Linked DNA regions of Homo sapiens: region 2 is linked to region 1. Evidence: chromatin contacts called from ENCODE Hi-C or POLR2A ChIA-PET data. All regions are on one chromosome and are shown on one strand. Each heading gives the region's core, a stretch centred on a gene start or an enhancer-like site at or near the end of the contact. The rest is flanking DNA. Distances are from core to core; before and after follow the strand shown.

What was found. A loop is a pair of places that touch in the nucleus more often than their neighbours do. ChIA-PET counts read pairs that join two places held with the same protein, here RNA polymerase II (POLR2A). Pooled maps may share reads with other maps.
Region 2: a loop to region 1 is called in a pooled map, with 5 times the contacts of the local background. The contact joins the promoter of DCDC2 here to the enhancer-like site in region 1. A Hi-C loop is called at or near these places in 2 of 37 single-sample maps with no recorded cell type and 4 of 50 pooled maps. POLR2A ChIA-PET finds 5 or more read pairs at or near these places in 3 of 52 experiments (A673, HCT116 and activated naive CD4-positive, alpha-beta T cell).

The regions. Positions count from the first base shown.
Region 1 is chr6:24,513,466-24,520,366 of GRCh38, reverse strand. ALDH5A1 (aldehyde dehydrogenase 5 family member A1) reads right to left here. Exons shown (of 10, transcript NM_001080.3): 5 at 5,057-5,200. Among named protein-coding and RNA genes, the nearest start is that of ALDH5A1, 22 kb to the right of the region's middle. RefSeq lists enhancers at 2,131-2,330, 2,841-2,890 and a silencer at 6,536-6,625. Within about 2 kb of position 2,631, at least 3 of the 41 ENCODE cell types and tissues checked have a DNase peak (open chromatin) inside an H3K27ac peak, as active enhancers do.
Region 2 is chr6:24,355,156-24,362,056 of GRCh38, reverse strand. It overlaps DCDC2 (doublecortin domain containing 2), which reads left to right and starts at 3,998. Exons shown (of 10, transcript NM_016356.5): 1 at 3,998-4,599. The coding sequence starts at 4,307. KAAG1 (kidney associated DCDC2 antisense RNA 1) reads right to left here and starts at 5,154. Exons shown (of 1, transcript NR_174942.1): 1 at 3,772-5,154. RefSeq lists enhancers at 1,762-1,851, 1,685-2,273 and a silencer at 1,992-2,141.

The DNA of each region.
Region 1 (6,901 bases), core at 1,382-3,881:
AATCCATTACCAGGATTGTTAAGCCTTTGTTTAAAAAAATTACCAAATGGTGAAAAAAGCAAGGTGCACAGTGGTGTACATGGGATAACTTTGCATAAGAAAACGGAGAAATAAGAATATATATTTACATTTGCTTGTATTTGATAAAGAAACATTGGGAAGAGGCTGGGTGTGGTAGTGTGCACCTGTAGTCCCAGCACCTTAAGAGGCTGAAGTGGGAGGATTACTTGAGGCCAGGGGTTCCAGACCAGCCTGGGCAGCATAGGGAGACTCCATTTCAAAAATTAAATAAATAAATAAATTAGTAAAATAAACACTGGGATGACAAGACACTAAAAGTCATTATTTATAGAAAGAGGGAGTGAGTCAGGGTTGGGGTAGGGTGAGACTTGTCATGGTAAACATTAATACTGTCTTAATTTTTCAACCATATAAGTAAGTGTTTATCTATTCAAAACAATTATATGATGGGCTTAAAAATCATAGAGATAAGAAAATAAAATCACCTAGAATCCCACAACCCACAGCTTACACTGATAACATTTTAAAGTACATCCATTTAGAATGTAGCCATGCAGATTCAGGTACATGTACATTTAAAAAAAAAAAAACAGGATGGTATAATTATATAATTATACCGTTTCGTAACCTGCTTTATCTTCCCAATGAATCACATATTTGGGACGTCTATCTTAAAATTTTCATAACCCTTTATATCTTGCTCCTTTAATGTAACACTCTAATGTGAAGATCCTCTTGTGTCAGCACATATGTTTCTAGAACTTTATTTATTATTATTATTGAGATGGAGTCTCGCTCTGTTGCCCAGGCTGTAGTGCAGTGGCGCAATCTCCAGTTACTGCAACCTCCACCTTCTGGGTTCAAGCAATTCTTCAGCCTCAGCCTCTTGAGTAGCTGGCATTACAGACATGTGCCACCACACCTGGCTAATTTTTGTATTTTTAGTAGAGATGGGGTTTCGTCATGTTGGCCAGGCTGGTCTTGAACTCCTGACCTCAAGTGATCTGTCTGCCTCAGCCTCCCAAAGTGCTGGGATTACAGGTGTGAGCCACTGTGCCCGGCCTAGAACATTCCTTTAGATGCTTGCATAGTATTCCACTGCATGGCTCTTCTGTAATTTATTTATTCAGGCCCCATCTGTTGGACATTTAGGTTGTTTCCATCCTTGCCATTAAAAAAACGCTGTGGATCGCGCCACTGCACTCCAGCCTGGGCTACAGAGCGAGACTCCATCTCAAAAACAAAACAAAACAAAAGACAAAAACACTGTGATGATTCTGTCAGGATGAACATGTAGAATTGCTAGCTCAATGTATAATCATAAGGCTTTTGGTACCTATAGCTATTATAGTTTAAATATCCAGTAAGAGATTTCATAGCCTAAGAAGCTGCTTAGGGATGTTTAAATGCTTTATTAAGGATAGTAGGTCTTTGTCTAGTCATGGCTGCAGGAAAGATGGGACCACACTTGAGATAGTTCGAGTGAAACAGACGGTGTTCGCAAGCCCAAGGTGGCTCTAGGATTGCCCCCCAAGTGTTGTACATTCTGAGGTCATGAGTTTTGTGACACGGTTCTTGGTAAAAACACAGAATGGCTGGAAAGCTAGGCCTGTGTGGGTACTGTGTATGTGTCTGTATGTTAATATTCCAGCAATCAAATGGTAGTAACAATCTTCTCTGAAACATTACTGTTCAACAAAGTAGTTCAAGTTTTAAGACTAAACATATTTCTTTATCGGACGCAACATAACTATTTAAACTTTTTTTATGTTTTTATTTAAAAATTTTTAAGAAACGTCATTGACTTTTCCTGGATTTGCTTCAGTGCAAAAATGATTCTCACTGTTGGGTCACTCCATTTTGCCTCCACCTGGCCTTGAGCACAGGTCCTGTCTCTGGTGTCTGTCCCTCCACCTGCACTGGCTCTGTGTCCTCTGACAGTGTCCTCTCCCCACTCAGTCTCTGCTTCTCCAGGAAGGCGGCTTGCCCTGGCCACTGGGTATAGTGTAAACTCCTGTCATGTCTTAATGAATCTTTTCCCAGCTCCAGTTCCCATGGGCTGACCTCCTCAGGGCCTCAGCTTCCAAAGACAGCATGTGATTGGCCCAGCCTACCTTTCTTTCTTTTTCTTTTTTTGAGTTTAGGAGCAGAAGTTTAATAGGCAAAAGAAAGAGAAAGAAACAGAAAGCAAAACAGCTCTCTCTCTTCTCTAGTGAAGGAGAGGGGAATTCCTAGAGGAAAAGGCCCTGACCTAGCCCACCCTTCTATGCCAGGCTACTTGTCCTAGGTCACTGGCCAGCCCACAATTTCTGTTTCGCTCAAGTCAATGACCACTCATGATTCAGTTTTCTGAACAGAGGAAGAGATGAGGTATCATATGCTTTACAACATGGCTGCTGTCCTCTCAGCGGGGTCCTGGGAGGGGTGGCCCCCCTAGAAAGTGGCAAGGGCAGGGCAGGCATGCCTAGAACAGGCTCGCTGTGTATGCCTCAGTTATGAGGCAAGGTTCTCCACCCCAGGACCAGAAGCTCAGCCCCTAATCTCTGAAGACCAGCTCAGCAGAGGTGCTTGCTTAGTTATGCATCAGTTATCCCTTCAGCTATACTTGTCACATTTCCTGTTCAGTCACTAGAGGTGCATCACTGTCCTGGGTCAAGAGGAGCAAAGCTGGACTTGGCAGGGTCATGGCTGATATTTTCCTGGAGCCCTGTTAGATGAGGATAGTTTGCTGAGAAAACTGAGTTGCTGCCCTTCGCCCAGTATCCTGGAAATTTCTCTGGCTTGAATGAGAAGGATTTACAACGCTTTCTCCCAGGCTTCCCTCTTTCTTTCTAACTACTTCGTAGTAACATTTGAATCTTTCTGCGGATAAGTTTGCATTGTAAGACCCACTGATCAGGGGCATAGCAGTTTATGGATCTAAAAATTCCTATTTCTATTATGAATGAATGGTAGGATTCCACAGCACTACTCCCTGAGTATGAGTTTATAGCATGACAAAAGTGATTATGGTTGGGAGACATTAAAAGTACATTATTCCAGCTGGGCACGCTGGCTCACACCTATAATCCCAGCACTTTGGGAGGCCAAGGAGGGAGGATCACTTGAGGCCAGGAGTTCCGGATCAGCCTGGCCAACATGGCGAAACCCCATCTCTACAGAAAATACAAAAATTAGCCAGGCGTAGTGGCACATGCCTGTAATCCTAGCTACTCAAGAATCTGAGCACGAGAATCACTTGAACCCAGGAAGCAGAGGTTACAGTTAGCCAAGATCACGCCACTGCACTCCAGCCTGGGCAACAGGGCAACTGTCTCAAAAAAAAAAAGTTAAATTATTCCCTCCTGCTTCTCATGGTTTCTAAAATGACCATAGATGCACAAAATCTTTGAAATTAGACTTTTTTATTTTTATTATTTTTTGAGGCAGGGTCTCACACCTATTGCCCAGGCTAGAGTGCAGTGACATGATCACAACTCACTGCAGCCTCAACCTCCCAGGCTCAGGTGATCCTCTCACCTCACCCTCCCAAGTAGCTGGGACTACATGTGTGTGCCACTAAGCCCAGCTAATTTTTTTTTTTGTAGAGACAGGGTTTCACCAGGTTGTCTAGGTTGGGCTCAAGTGATCCTCCTGCCTTGGCCTCTCAAAGTGTGAGGATTACAGGTGTGAGCCACCACGCCTGGGCAGATTTATATATTTTATCTGTTATGTGTTTATGGACATGAACAATGTGAGTACAGATACATATATGTGTATATCTAGATATAAACTAGTAGAAAAAAGCACACCATCTGAAGAGAAACACCATAAACAAAAATTTTGTTCCACCTTGATTTTTTCTCTTTTGGACATTTTTTTATTATTTATTTTTTTTAATTTTTAATTTTTTTTTTTTTTTTTTTGAGACAGAGTCTCACTCTGTCGCCCAGGCTGGAGTGCAGTGGTGTGATCTCGGCTCACCTCACTGCAAGCTCCGCCTCCTGGGTTCACACCATTCTCCTGCCTCAGCCTCCTAAGTAGGTGGGACTACAGGCGCCCGCCACCACGCCCAGCTAATTTTTTGTATTTTTAGTAGAGTTGGGGTTTCACCGTGTTAGCCAGGATGGTCTTGATCTCCTGACCTTGTGATCCGCCTGCCTCGGCCTCCCAAAGTGTTGGGATTACAGGTGTGAGCCACCGCGCCCGGCCCTCTTTTGGACATTTAAAAGGATAAATAAACATCTACTTACAGGCATACACATTAAGTTTTTAGCAAAGAACATTTCATCATTTAAGGGAAAAAAAACTCAAAGAAAAAGACCTTTCCATTTCTCTAAGTACTTTTAGACTAAACACATTTTTGTTCAATTCAAAAACATCCATTTCAACATTAATTGTGTGTTTCTGGAATCTCTAACTCTAGATTATTGAAAGAAAGATGCATTCCAGAATTGAAAAAAATACAGTGGAGAACTTTCACCCACTTCATATACAACAAATAATGCAAAAATAATGGGACCCTCGCTGCCCCAATTTCTTTGGTTTTGTCAAGCAGGAACCTATGTCGTGCCACAAAGAACTGTCCAAAATATCCCCAGAGGATGGTCAGATATTACTTTATTCAACCAACAGACCTTTTTTTTGAAACAGAGTCTGCTCTGTCACCCAGTCTGGAGTGCAGTGGCACAATCTTGGCTCACTGCAACCTTCGCCTCCCGGGTTCAAGTGATTCTCATGCCTCAGTCACCTGGGTACCTGGGATTACGGGTGTGCACCACCATGCCTGGTTAATTGTTGTATTTTCTGTGAGGGGGTTTCATCATGTTGGCCAGGCTGGTCTCGAACTCCTGGCCTCAAGTGATCTGCCCACCTCAGCATCCCAAAGTGCTGGAATTACAGGCATGAGCCGCCGTGCTTGGCCTGCGACAGAGCTTTTAACACTCTGCTGGAAATCTTTCCAAAATTGGTGATCAGGATGAAATAGTATTTTTATAACCTATCAAGATAAAATATTAGAAAGACATTTGTTTTCTTTGAAACTTGAGTCACATACCTTTCCTGTAGTTGTTGAACCAGTAAAGGAAATTTTGGACACCAGAGGATCAGTACAAATTGCCTCCCCTACTTCCTTGGCATTCTTTCGAGAACAGGGAATAACATTGTATACACCTGAAGGAATCCCAGCCTGGCTTGCAAGCTATAAAGAGAAACAGCAAACATGTGCCAACAATTTACCAAACTGAAAAAAAAAAAAAAAAAAAGAAAAGAGAAATAAATAGATACTTAACCCAAAAAGTAATGGAAGAAAAATTAAGCTGACACTGGGGACAGACTAAGAATATATTTGAAGTTTAAATATAATTCTTATTAGTGCTAAAGTCACGTTAATATTAATGGGTTGTTAAAGATCATTACAATAAAATTTCTACCGGACATGGTGGCTCATGCCTGTAATCTCAGCGCTTTGGGAGGCAGAGTTGAGAGGATCACTTGAGCCCAGGAGGTGGAGGTTGCAGTGAGCCAAGGTTGCGCCACTGCACTCCAGCCTGGGGAACAGAACAAGACCCTGTCTCAAAAAAACAAACAAACAAACAAAATTCTTAGAGTATAAGTTTCTTTCTTTCTTTTTTTTTTTTAAGACAGTCTTGCTCTGTCACCCAGGCTGGAGTGCATTGGCATAATCTCCACTCATTGCAACCTCTGTCTCCCAGATTCAAGTGATTCTCCTGCCTAAGCCTTCCGAGTAGCTGGGATTACAGGTGCGTGCCTGGCTAATTTTTGTAGTTTTAGTAGAGACGGTTTTCACCATGTTAGCCAGGCTGGTCTCGAACTCCTGGCCTCAAGTGATCCGCCCACCTCAGCCTCCCAAAGTGTTTGGATTACAGTTGTGAGCCACCGGGCCTGGCCAGAGCATGCATTTCAATGCCACGGTCTGTTCAAACTAATAAAGAAGCAAATAAAAAAACCTGAATTTCTGCCCTGAGAAAAATCAAAGGAGATGCCAAGAAAAAAGTTACTTGATTCACCTGTAGAATCAAGGGTGGGAAAGTGAAAAGGGGCATTTAATGAGCACCTACTAGGTGCAGGGCAGCAGTGCAAAGCCTTTCCATAGGTGATTTCCCAGGGGGATGATGAAGAAAGGGAGGCATAGCAGAGAAGAATGCAGCCAAGGCCACAGCTAGTAACAGAACCCGCATGCAAACCCACAGCTACCTGATCTGGACACTCATGCTCTTTCCATAGAGATTCCCTTTGGATAAGACATATCCTGAATTATTTTAATTTCTGGATTCCATTAACAATTAGCTTATTACATAAATCTGACTGGAGATTCTGGGAAGATGAGTTTGTGAGTCTCCCTCAATATCCTCATGAAAACAGCAATTAGACAGCAAACCCCAAATCTCAGAGACATTCACAAGACAATTACAACAAACATTTACAACAAGGTATCTCCACAAACCACAAATTACAAGTGGGTAAGAATATACCACCTGTGTTGACAAGACCTGACCGTCATATCAGCACCTGTGTGAGAGGAAGCAGGGGGCAGCAACGGGCCGTGTGGTATACCCAATAACAGAGAACCCCAAATAGTCCACAGCTGTTCCTCTGAGAACAGCAGCTGTAAGTGGGAGGGCCTTGCCCTATCAATAGTAGGTGAGTACATGGGATGCTGCAATGTCAATAGTAGGTGAGTACATGGGATGCTGCAATAAGGAATGAAGGGCATGGAGAGTCCAGCCCCTGGGAGCCGTGTGATGAAAGATGAGGAGGCCCTGATAAAAACAGGGGAAGGGGATGGAGCCAGCCAGGAAGCAAGCTACCTTATCTTTGAACACGATACACAAGGAAGCAAAAGGTACACTGTGAAGGAAAAGAAGCTATATTCCTAACT
Region 2 (6,901 bases), core at 2,749-5,248, 160 kb after region 1:
GACTTGCTACTGCACATTTCATGGCTTCAGTGATGTTAGACTGGCATCTGGAAATTGGCCATATTTGGAGTAAACTACAGAGATTGGCAAATGCTATGAATTAAGGCCTTCTCTTCCCTCCTAAAAGCCAGCAGTTAAACACTTATCACCACATCATATCCAAGAGACATCTGGATAAATGAATCTAAGCTCAGGAGACACATCCGGGTTGGAGATACCGCAGTGGGAGGCATAGACTTGATGCGGGCAGCTTCATGGGCTGGCGTCAGGGTCCCCACATCAAGAAGGACCCCATGATTGGTTTAATGCTCTGCTGTTGCTAACATAAAATTCTTAATTTTTGAATAAGAGGCCACATTTTCATTTTACACTGGGCTAATATAGATGATAGGGAATTTTAGGTTGTTTGGGGAGGGGGCTACTTAATTGATTGCCTTCCATTTCCACATAACAAGTATTCTGTCTTACTCACCTATGTGGTAGCACATTTTCACAGGTATTTTCCCCATCCATCCCTCAACCTGTGCATTCTCCACAAGCAGCTCACAAAATTTCCCTTGTCTATTTCCTCCCTGTATTGTTCTCTTTGGCCTTCTTTTGAAATTTGTTAACTTTTTTTTTTTTTAACTTTCATTTTAGGTTCAGGGGTACATGTGCAGATTTGTTATATAGGTAACTCGTGTCACGGAGGTTTGTTGTACAGATTATTTCATCACCCAGGTACTAAGCCTGATACTCAACAGTTATTTTTTCTGCTCCTCTCCCTCCTCCCACGCTCCACCCTCAAGTAGGCCCCAGTATCTGTTGTTCCCTTCTTTGTGTCCGTGAGTTCTCCTCATTTAACTCCTACTTATATGTGAGAACATGCGGGTATTTGGTTTTTTGTTCCTGCGTTTGAAAACTGTTAACTTTCAAAGCATTAATGTATTACATGGCTTTAATAAAAATATTTCTTCAGAACAGAAATCTCGAAGGAAAAAAAAAGTTTCTCTCCAGATTGCAATGTCCCACACATTCATCTTTCACAGTGATATGACTGGTTATGGAGCTTGTGGAATAAGACAGAACTGGGTTTGAACTCTCTCTCTCTCTTTCGTTTTCTAATCCTTAGAATGGGTTTGAATTCCTGTGTGTGTGACCTGAGGTAAATGTCTTTGATTTCTCTACCCTTCAGTTTCCTCATCTGAGGAAAGAATAATATTTACCTCTGAAGGTTATTGTGAATATTAGATAATCTACATAAAGTGCCTTACATAATGCCTGGTCCATGGTTATAGTGTTCAATTAATGGCAGTTCTTTTTATTCGTACATGATGAGTTAGGAACACCCAGTAATTTGGACATGACACATGGTAGAAAAGTCTTAGGAGGAATGAAGGAAACACTGGCAGAGATGAGCTGCAAAATTTCAACTCTTTAAACATTTTCCTGGTGCCACAATATGTATGTCCCAGACTGGACTGGACAAAGCGACTCTTTACTGGGGCTGTTACTATTCTCACAACTCCTCTCCCTGTTATTCCTCAGACAGAGCTAACAATCTACACAAATAGCACAGATGTGGGCTCTTGGACAGCCAGTCAGACATTTAGCCTTCTTGCGGCAGTGAAAAAATCCTTTCCCTGGCGTAAAGCTTGGCACAGGGTAGGCACTCAAAATTTTGTAGGTTTTCCTTTTCACCGCCGTGGCCCCAACTAGCACAGGGCCTTGCACACAGCAGGCGTCCATTTACTGAATGAGCGCATGATGAATGAGCGCATGATCATGTCACCTGTTTCTCCCTCTTCCTCCAAACCCCTGTTCTTCCGCCTCTGCCCCACGCAGCCAGCATATCCCAAGGAGCCAGGCGCAAGCCAGGCCTGGTTCACTGACTCGCTCCCCGCGCGAGGCTGCGGTTGCTATGGAAACAGCGGGAAATAACAACTCCGTTCCCCTTGGGTGAGAGAGGCCCGCAGAGGTAACAGCAGCTGGAGGAACAGCGTGAGCGGCGCGCAGCCGCCGCAGAGTTCACCACTGTGCCACCCGAGCCGCACCGCCCCGCCCCCGCGCGGCCGGCGCCCGAGCTCCCCTCCCCTCTCCAGCACGCGAGTGTCGGTAGGTACTACGGCGGAGGGCACCTCCTGGGCCCGCCTCCCCAACCAGGGCCCCGCTTGCGCGCTGCCTGCTGTCTTCACGTGATGCGCACCCGAGCTTCGCCGCCAGGCGGCGCTGATCATCGGGGAGGGGGTTAGGGGTCCTAGACACGCGAGTCTTCGCTCTGTTTCTCATTCATTCATTCATTCACTTAAATGTTATTTTTCCCTTCCTTCCTTCCCTCCCTCCTTCCGGGATGGGGTCTTGCTGTGCTGCTCAGGTTGGTCTCAAACTCCCGGGCTCAAGTGAGCCTCCTGCCTCAGTTTCCCAAAGTGCTGGGGTTACAGGCATGAGTCACGGTACCCGGATTCTCTCTTTCTCTCTCTGAATATATATAATATATATAAAATATATATATAAAAATATATAATATATATAAAATATATAAAAAATATATATAAAATATATATAATATATAAAATATATATAATATATTATATATAAAATATATATTATATAGTATATATAAATATATATACTATATAGTATATATAAATATATATAATATATAATATATAAAATATATATAATATATAATATATAAAATATATATAATATATAATATACATAAAATATATATAATATATAATATATATAAAAATATAAAATATATAATATATATAAAAAATATAAAATATATAATATATATAAAATATAAAATATATATTATATATAATATATAAAATATATAAAATATATAAAATATATAATATATAAAATATATATAATATATAAAATATATAAAATATATATAAAATATATAAAATATATAAAATATATAATATATATAAAATATATAATATATATAATATATAATATATAAAATATATAATATATAAAAATATATGATATATAATATATATGATATATAAAATATATAATATATATAAAATATAAAATATAAAATATATAATATATAAAATATATAATATATAATATATAATGTATAAAATATATAATATATAATATATAATATATAATATATAAAATATATAATATATAATATATATAATATATAATATATTATATATATAAATATATATAATACATATATATTATATATATTATATATAATATATAAATATATATATAAATATAATATATATATTTATATATAATATATAAAATATATATTTTATATATTATATATAAAAATATATAATATATAAATAAATAAATAAAATATATATAAAATAAAATATATAAAATATATATATAAAAAAAATATATATTTTATTTTCTAAGACAGGGTCTTGCTGTGTCGCCCAGGCTGGAGTGCAGTGGCAAAATCATAGGTTACTGCAGCCTCGACCTCCTGGGCTCAAACAATCCTCCCGCCTCAGCCTCCGAGATAGCTGGGTCCACAGGCGAATACCCTGCCCACCTACTTTTTTTTTTTTTTTTTTTTTTTAATTGTAGAGACCGGGTCAGGCTGGTCTCAAACTCCTTGCCTCAGGGGATCACAGGCGCGTTATAGAGACGGGGGCTTTCCCTGTGTTTCCCAGGCTGGTCTAGAACTCCTGGTCTTAGGCAGCCCTCCCGCCTGGGCCCCTCAAAGTACTGGAATTTGCAGGCGTAAGCCACCGCATCTGGCTTTGCACATTTATCTTCCAGCAAAGAAAAACCTGGGCAACTACATCCAGGAACTTAATTGCTTTAATTTGGGAGCAAGCAGGAGATTGAGGGGTAAAGGTGCAAGAAGAGAGAAAAGAAAAATTAGGCTGTTTGGAAAGGGTAGCACAGATATGATGTAAGAAATTGGGTTTCACCATATTTGTGTGTGTGTGTGTGTGTGCGTCCTCCTCTCTCCTGCCCTCACTAGGCGTGCCTGTTTGAAGGCCCCGCGCGTTTCCGGCTCCTGCTCAGAAGCTGTCCACCTTGATTCTGCCCGTAGCAGGTGAACCTGGTGTGGTGCGCGCACTGCGGGTCCTGATTGGCTGTGCACGCCACGGTGAAAAACTTGAGCGTCTACTCCGAGTCCTGCAAGCTCCTAGTGTCTCCTCTGGGTGGACGCCTAGGCGCACGGCCGTTACTTCTCTTTCACCTGTGGATTCGTCAGTTTCTCGTTCGTTTCAGGAGGCGATCCCGCGCCCTGGGTGCGGTGAGGCCGCTGGGACAGCGGAGGTGCCTCCCGACGCGAAGCAGCGAGCTGAGGCGGCGGCCAGCGGGGAAGATGAGCGGCAGCAGCGCCAGGTCCAGCCACCTGTCTCAGCCCGTCGTGAAGAGCGTGCTTGTGTACCGCAACGGGGACCCCTTCTACGCGGGGCGCCGCGTCGTCATCCATGAGAAGAAGGTGTCCAGCTTCGAAGTCTTCCTGAAGGAGGTGACCGGCGGCGTTCAGGCACCCTTTGGGGCCGTCAGGAACATCTACACCCCGCGGACTGGCCACCGAATCCGGAAGCTAGACCAGATCCAGAGCGGGGGCAATTACGTGGCTGGAGGCCAGGAAGCCTTCAAGAAACTCAAGTGAGTCGGTCTCCCCCACCGCCCACCCATTTAGGTGCCCTATAGTGTGGGGTTGATATGAAGAAATGCAGATCCCTACCCCCCCACACCTCAGTGGTTGAGGGGCTGTGACTTCTCGGTGTGATTGATGCCCCTCAAAACTCTCGTTGCAGTTGGGGGGTAGAGGTTGACACTGTGACTGGAGAAGGAATTTCACTTGGGTCAGCAGTAGGAGTAAACTTAAAATCTGTGTATAAACAACAGGAATCTTAAAGAAAATAAAAAGGTATCCTTGCAAAGGTTAGTGACCAAACTGATACTTTTGCGTTTTCTGTTCAGTTTTTTCTTTCCTTTTCCTTATTTTTTTTCCTTGGAAATCCATCCTTTTAATTTAAATAAACATTCTTAAAAATCACTTCCAAGTGTTGGACACTATATTGTCACCAGAGGAGAAAATTGCTCTGCATTTCCCGTACTGTTTAAATTATTTCAACCTTTCATTCCAAGTAGAATTGACAACACTCACTTTTGTGACCCTGCTCCCACCCCCTGCATGTTTATGCTGTTAGCATAATGCAGGAAGAGTTTACTGGCTGACTGTATTTGTCGACTGTCTGTCTCCAGCAACGTGATTAGACCTTCAAGGGCAGGGGTCCTTATTCCCAGCTCTTGAGCTCACTCATAGTGAGTGTTCAGTGAATTAAGAAACCGTCAGTTCAGGGAACAAAGATGAGCAAGGCATGATTCCTTGTCTTTAGGAGCTTTCAGTCTAACTGGACTACCTGCACACTAACAATTTTAATGCAAGCTACAAAGGGATATGTGCATAGAAAAATAAAGTTATGTGGGAATTGTGAGTTGAGAGTTGGTTGGGGTGGTCATTATAGGACAGGTAGAATTTTACATTCCATTTTTTTTTTACAGCTTTATTGAGATAGATTTCTCATGGCATGAAGTCCAACCATTTCATTGGCTTTCAGTGTATTCAGAGTTGTGCAACCATCACCACCAACTAATTGTAGTTCATTTCCACCCCTCCCGCCAAAACATTTGTACCTCCCAGTTTCCTCTGTCCCCTGTCATCTGGAAACCACTAATCTATTTTCTGAATCTATGGATTTGTCTATTCTGGACATATCATATAAATGGAATCATACGGTATATGGTCTTTATGTCTGGCTTATTTCACTTACTGTAACATTTTCAAGGTTCATCCATGTTGTATCATACATCAATACTTCATTCTTTTTATTGTTGAATAACATTCCATGATTTGGGTATATTACCTTTTATATCCATGCTTATCCATTTATCAGTTTGATGTATATTTGGGTTGTTTCACATTTTAACTATTATGAATAATGCATCTATGAATATTTGTGTACAAGTTTTCATTTCTCTTTGGTGTATACCTAAGAGTGAAATTGCTGGATCACATGGTAACTCTGTATTCCATAGTTTAATAGAACATTTTAATTGAAATTCATCTTGGGCCCCAGGATAGAAAAAAGCCTTGACCATAAATCTAAGCTTATGAATTCATAAGCATTATTGGATTCTTAATAATTAAAATTCAAATAAAGTCTTATAACTACATAGAAATATTTTTCAAAATATCACTAAAATTCTTGAATGTAATCCTTCTTCTCCTATATTTGTTTAAATTGAGTTCTAGGTATTCTATTATACTTTTTGTTACGTCAGACATTCTTTTCATGGAAAGTGAGGGATATATTTGGATTTATTTTTCCCTCCCCTGAAGCTTCTTAAGCATGCTTTGTTAAACTTCGTAAAAAAGGGCTAAATGAAATTGCATGCTTAAAGGAAACTTAAAACCAGGAGACTGAAGACTGAGTTGCTCATCAGCTCTGTGTCCTTGGGCAAGTCGCTTGACTCAGCTAATCAGTTTCTTAATACAGAAAAGGTGCATAATCATTTGTACCACACAGGGCTGTGATAAAAAGTAAATGCTATAGATGTGTGTTTTGTAAACACCAAAGTGTTACATAAATATAAGACACCTCTATGACCAGTTCCTTTTGTTACATACTTTATTTTTTATTAAATATTTCCGTCTAAAGCAATTTCGTGGAAATGAAAGTCTGGTTCAGAATCTCTGAACGGCTGAAAATTGTAGACTCACTTTTATAGTTCATGTTCTTTTGTTTATTTGATCCTACCAACTCACAAGATTAAAAAAAAAAGGTACAGTTCCACACCAAATAAAAAAGTGTACTCAAGTCTCTCTAAGAGATTTGCATGTTATTTTTGCTTTCAGTTCATACACAAAAAACTGAATTTGTTATAACAGTGTCCATGGTTA